Linked DNA regions of Homo sapiens: region 1 is linked to region 2. A link is an interaction called in ENCODE POLR2A ChIA-PET data of the cell type or tissue named here. Cell type or tissue: MCF 10A. All regions are shown on one strand. Each heading gives the region's core, and the rest is flanking DNA. Links, peaks and the distances in the headings are about the cores only.

What was found. Peaks named below come from ENCODE experiments on the same cell type or tissue, not always from the same donor. Only the 100,000 strongest peaks of a DNase experiment are listed, where the experiment ranks them.
Region 1: POLR2A ChIA-PET joins it to region 2 with 5 read pairs; 1 of 35 experiments calls an interaction of 5 or more read pairs at or near these places.

The regions. Positions count from the first base shown.
Region 1 is chr9:131,348,802-131,351,704 of GRCh38, reverse strand. LOC105376299 (a long non-coding RNA gene) reads right to left here. Exons shown (of 4, transcript XR_001746959.3): 3 at 2,835-2,903. LOC105376300 (a long non-coding RNA gene) reads left to right here and starts at 1,274. Exons shown (of 4, transcript XR_930401.3): 1 at 1,274-1,534; 2 at 2,553-2,657. In MCF 10A, for the core only: a CTCF peak has its summit at 1,478 (motif pointing left); a DNase peak (open chromatin) is centred at 1,464.
Region 2 is chr9:131,712,914-131,715,816 of GRCh38, reverse strand. All of the region lies in intron 1 of RAPGEF1 (Rap guanine nucleotide exchange factor 1), which reads left to right. Among named protein-coding and RNA genes, the nearest start is that of RAPGEF1, 26 kb to the left of the region's middle. RefSeq lists an enhancer at 2,748-2,903. In MCF 10A, for the core only: no CTCF peak of the experiment used is centred there; DNase peaks (open chromatin) are centred at 1,276 and 1,546.

The DNA.
Region 1 (2,903 bases), core at 296-2,795, 360 kb after region 2:
GTAAAAAAATAAAAAATAAGAAATTTTAAAAATAGAAAAAAGATTATAGAATAAGGATATAAAGAAAATATTTTTGTACAGCTATGCAATATATTTGCATTATAAACTAAGCATTATTGTAAGAGTGAAAAAGTTCAAAAAAGTTTATAAAGTAAAAATTTTAAAAGTTACATTAAGGGTTAATTTATTATTGAAGAAAGACTTTTTTTTTTTTAAGTTTTTAAAATTTTTCACATACAGACAGGGTCTTATTATGTTGCCCAGGCTGGTCTCAAAGGAATCCTCTAATCTTAGCCTTCCAAAGTCCTGGGATTACAAGCATGAGCCACCATGCCCGGCCAAGAAAGAATTTTTTTTTTTTTTTTGAGGCAGGATCTTGCTCTGTGGACCAGGCTGGAGTGCAGTTGCACGATCATGGCTCACTGCAGCCTCCAACTCCTGGGGTCAAGCAGTTTTCCAAACTCCTCCTGGGCCTCCTAAAGTGCTGGGATTACAGGCCTGAGCCACCATGCCCGGCCAGCCACTGTTCATTATCAGCGGCAGTACACAGCTCTTCTCTCCCAAGGCTGGGGTATCTAAGAACAGGCTTCCCTCATAGCTAAGCTTCAGGGCCACCCCAGCGCCAGAATAACCACATTCTGCAGGGGAGAAATCAGGACGTCCCCAGCCACAGTGGTGCCAGCCTCTGACCACACTCTTTCAGGCTGGGGGTGAAGCAGTCGATAAGGACCAGCCCTGTCCCTGGCCTGAGTCATAGTTTGTTTCCCGGGCCTTTCCATGAAAGGCTCCACCGTGGCCGGGCGCAGTGGCTCACGCCCGTAATCCCAGCACTTTGGGAGGCCGAGGCGGGCGGATCACGAGGTCAGGAAATCGAGACCATCCTGGCTAATAGGGTGAAACCCCGTCTCTACTAAAAATGCAAAAAAAAAAAAAATTAGCCGGGCGTGGGCGTGGTAGTGGGCGCCTGTAGTCCCAGCTACTCGGGAGGCTGAGGCGGGAGAAAGGCGTGAACCCGGGAGGAGGAGCTTGCAGTGAGCCGAGATCGCGCCACTGCACTCCAGCCTGGGCGACAGAGCGAGACTCCGTCACAAACAAACAAACAAACAAACAACAAGCAAACAAAAAACAAGAAAGGCTCCACCGTGACCTAAGCTTTCTCCATGCTCTGGGCTCAGGGATGGGGTGATGCTGTCTCAATCAGGCCTCCAAGGCTGCTCTTGGGGTGGCTCCGGGCCTCATGGCTACACAGAGGGGAAGAGGGGTTGAGCCGCAGAGAGATTAGAAGCTGGGAAATGGAGCCCACAAGGAAAGACTGAGTCCACGGACTGGGGAGCGCCGGGTAGAATTGGAACATCTCCCCCAGGGCGGAAGGAGAGCAGGAACAGCCCCAGCGGAACAGCCGTAGCCGGGCCATCGTCCTCAGACTTGCATCTCCCTGCAAGCGCCCGGGCCTTCCTGCCTGTCAGCCTTGCACTCGCAGCTCCCTCTGCCGGCCACACTCTTCCTCCCTCCTTTCTGGTCAAGTCCCGCTCAGGTCTGGGGGCTCTGCTTCACTGTCACTCCCCCAGGGAAGCCCTCCTTGGCGACCGCCGCTCCACACGCCCTCATAACGCCATGGGCTTCTCCTTCCGAGCCCCACTACCATGGCTATGACCTGGCGAAGTGGCCATTTATATGTTTCAACATGAGTCTCCTCGGCTAGACCGTGAGCTTGTTGGGGGAGGGAAGAGGTCTGTCCTGTCCATGGCTGATTTCCAGCTGGGTGCTCAGCGCGCAGTTCCTGTTTGCTGAGTGCAGGAAGGACCTCAGCCCTTTCCCCAGGGACCCGGGAACCCATGAGCTGAGGTCCTGGTTTGGGGCCATTGCCACTTGTCCCCTTTCCATCCCGTCCATTCTGGGGAGGGGCTGCCTGTGCCATCAGGGGATTTTGCATCTTTTCCTGGGGAGGGAAAGGTGCCACCCCTAGCAGCCTGGCACCCCCAGGCTGGAAGAGCAGAAAGCCTCAGACTCCAGGAGGAGCAGGTGGCGCCAGAAAGGCCACACATCCTCAGGGATGTAGACCTTCACTCAGCCCTCGAGCCTGGGCTTGGGCTCAGGGCTCAGGCTTCCTACCTGAATGCAGCACACCCCGCCCATGGGGTTGTCTCACCCAGAAAGTAAACCTGAGTCTGATGAAGCCTCTAGAGCTGCACTGTCCCATCCAGAAGCTGCTAGCTAATTAATTCTAATTAATAACAACTAAAATTGAGGACTCACTTCCTCTATCACACTAGTCACTTTTTTGTTGTGTGTATGTGAGACAGGGTCTTGCTCTGTTGCCCAGGCTGGAGTGCAGTGGTGCAATTTTGGCTCACTGCAGCCTCAAACTCCCAGGCCTCAAGTGATCCTCCCACCTCAGCCTCCTAAGTAGCTGGGGCTACAGGTGTGCACCACCACGCCTGGGTTATTTTTAAATTTTTTGTAGAGATGGGGGTGGCGGGGTCTCCCTATGTTGCCCAGGCTGGCCTCCATCTCCTGGGCTCAAACACTCCTCCCTTCTCGGCCTCCAAAAGCTCTGGGATTACAGACATGAACCAGTGTGCCCAGCCCCCTCCCATTTTCCAGGGAGCCTGCTGCCGCCCAGCCTCCCTGGAGCTTGCTGTGCTGTTCAGGAGCAGGTGAAGAGGCCAAGAGGGTTGGGGGATGAGGGAGGCAGAGGGGCAGGTGTGAGGGGTTTGGGAGGGTTGAGAGAGGGGAAGGGAGAGCAAGGGCTGTGGGGGAGAGGACACCGAGTATGGCTGTTTGGCCCGCAGCGCCCCCCACCCCACCCCTCTGTAAGTCTCCAGAAAACGCACCTTTTCTTTCCACAGCCCTGGGAGTTGATGTGTCTGGAAGGCTCCATCTGAGGTTGGCCAGAAGGTGGC
Region 2 (2,903 bases), core at 236-2,735:
CTCCACTCACTGCAACCTCCACCTCCCGGGTTCAAGTGATTCTTCTGCCTCAGCCTCCCGAGTAGCTTGGGAGTACAGGTGCTCACCACCATGCTCAGGTAATTTTTGTATTTTCAGTAGAGATGGGGTTTCACCATCTTGGCCAGGATGGTCTCTATCTCCTGACCTTGTGATCTGCCCACCTTGGCCTCCCAAAGTGCTGGGATCCTAAGTACAGACGTGAGCCACCGTGCCCGGCCATTCTTAACCTCTTGAAACTCCTTAAGACTTTGGTGAAAGCCATAGACCTCTCTTCCCAGAAGAATGAACACGTGGTTTGCCGGCACCTTAGGAACCCCCAAAGCCCATGAGACAAAGCCCTGGATCTATAAGGCCCTGTCCCATCTGACCCCCGGCCTTCCCCTGGGCACATACCTCCAGCTACACAGGTCTTTCATACACACTGCCCCTTTGCCTGGTCCAGCTCTGCTCATCCTTCAAGTCTCACCCTTCCCTGACTTCCAGCTTAGATTAGGTCGCCCTGCTAGACATGCGTCCCCCACCCTGAATTTAGCACTGATCACCGGGATAACTAAGTGATTCTTCGTGCATGTTATCCGACCCTCCCCAAGCTCCGTGTTGGTATTTGTTGAGTAAATCTCTGAGGCCCCTCCAGCTATGACATTCTGAGACTGATCTATAAGTTTGCAGATGTGTCATAAGAGAGTCCCTGAGCTTGTATTTCCTATGACATTCGACACGTGGTGGCCTTTGCCTTCGATGATTTCCTCCAGGCCTGGACAGGAAAGTTACTTCAAAGCAGTCTCGGCCAGACTCGGTGGCTCATGCCTATAATTCCAGCACTTTGGGAGGCTGAGGCTCGAGGATCACCTGAGGCCATGAGTTTGAGACCAGCCTGGCAACCAAGCAAGATGCTATCTCTACAAAAAATAATTTTACTAATTAACCAGGCATGGTGGCAAGTGCGTATAGTCCCAGCTAGTCAGGAGGCTGAGACAGGAGGATTGCTTGAGCCCAGCAGTTGGAGGCTGCAGTGAGCTGTGATTGCACCACTGCACTCCAACCTGGACAACAGAGGGAGACTGTCTCAAAAAAAAAAAAAAAAAAAAAAGGCAGAGTCTAGAGGACCCCAGAAGACAGAAGAGTGCCTCCCAGACTTTCTGCCTCAGTGCTTTGCTAGGCCTGACCTCCAGGCTGGTCATCGCTTTTGTTTATATTCTGGGCTGAGCTGGAACTCACACTTGGAACATTCCCACAGTGCTTGGCGCTTCCTCGTATTGTTGTATTTTTCTCCAGGAGGGAAGTGACCAACATCAGACTTTCCTCCCAGCAGACAAATTCCATACACAAAGCTTTGTGTGAGCTACCGGGTACCCGCCTGAGAGCCCAGCCTCTGTTTCTTTGGTTCTGGGTGGGTGAGTGTGCACATTACAGGGATCCACGAGCCCTTCCCTTCTGAGCCATTTCTATCTAAAAAAAAAAAAAAATCTCCTTCAAGAAGTGAGCACCGCCTTGCAGGATCCTGACTCAGAGTTCGTCTGGAGCCAACAGCGTCTTGCGTGTAGGGACAGGCACTCCTTAAAATGTTTCCTACTTCAGTGGCCACAATATTACCCCTCTGGCTTATGTCATGTTCCACAATCAAAATATCATTCCTCCTGGAGTCCAGCTACTCGGGAGGCTGAGGCAGGAGGATCACTTGAGCCTAGGAGTTTGAGGCCACCTGGGCAATATAGGGAGACCCTGTCTCTTAAAAAAAAAAATTATTCCTGAGGTACAGATGTTTGTAAGATAAATTTTATTTTAATTATACTAAGAGAATGATTATTTACTAGAATATTGCAGTGGATCTTACTCTGATATGGGGGAGAAAATCCCTAGTGAGGGTAAATAATTTTTTTCAATGTATTGTATCTAAAGCTTGGAGATTTATAGGTAATAATAATAAAAACAGTGACAGCTATTCTCATTGAGTATCTGCTGTGTACCAACAAATTTTAAACATCTTTATTTTAGTTTAGTTTTTTAGAGATGGGTTCTCGCTCTGTGGCCCAGACTGGAGTGCAGTGGTGTGATCACAAATCACTGCAGTCTTGACCTCCTGGGCTCAAATGATTCTCCTGCCTCAACCTCCCACCTCAGCCTCCCAAGTCTGAATTCTTATTTAACCTTTAAACTACCCATGAAGTAGACAGCATAATGGTACACATGAATGTATGTGAAAATACAAGGTGTGGAAAGGTTTAGTTTCTATCCCAAAGTTGTTCAGCTAGGAAGTGCCCCCATAGATTCAAACCAGGCCAGCTGGCCTTCAAAGCCAATTCCTTCACACTGCCCTCCTGCCTCCTCTGGTCATGAGGAAATGGGTAGCAGAGGTTTTCCTAGCCAAGGATAAAGATTTGGGGGCTGGATCCAGCCCTCCAACTAAATGCCTAGCGTTGATCCCTGCCCCTCTCTGAGGAATCTGTGAAATGGGGAAGGGAGTCGCTGGAGCAGATGATCTTGTGGATCTCCTTGGGTTTTACAGAGATTTGAGGCTTGGAGTAGTCATACCTGAAGGAGTGACCTTGATAACACATGGCCAGGTCGGGTCTGATTGAAGGCAGTTCGTACAGCCACAGCGTTCTCGGCGTATTTGTGCAAGGCTTGGAAACTCATCACAGTGGCTGTGCAGTCAGCCTTCTGCTTCTGGTAACAGTTCACTTTTGATTCTTCCCATTTGTGAAGAATCAGAAAAATTTTCTGTTGTCTCCCTGAAATGTGGACTGGAGATGGGTCGCTTGCCCATCTTGGATTGCAAGCATATTGGTCTTTGGGGATGGCTCTATGTTTTTTTGTTTGTTTGCTTAGTCTGGGACACTGCAGAGGGGATGACTGTAAAAGACGCTTTCTGAGCTGGGGAT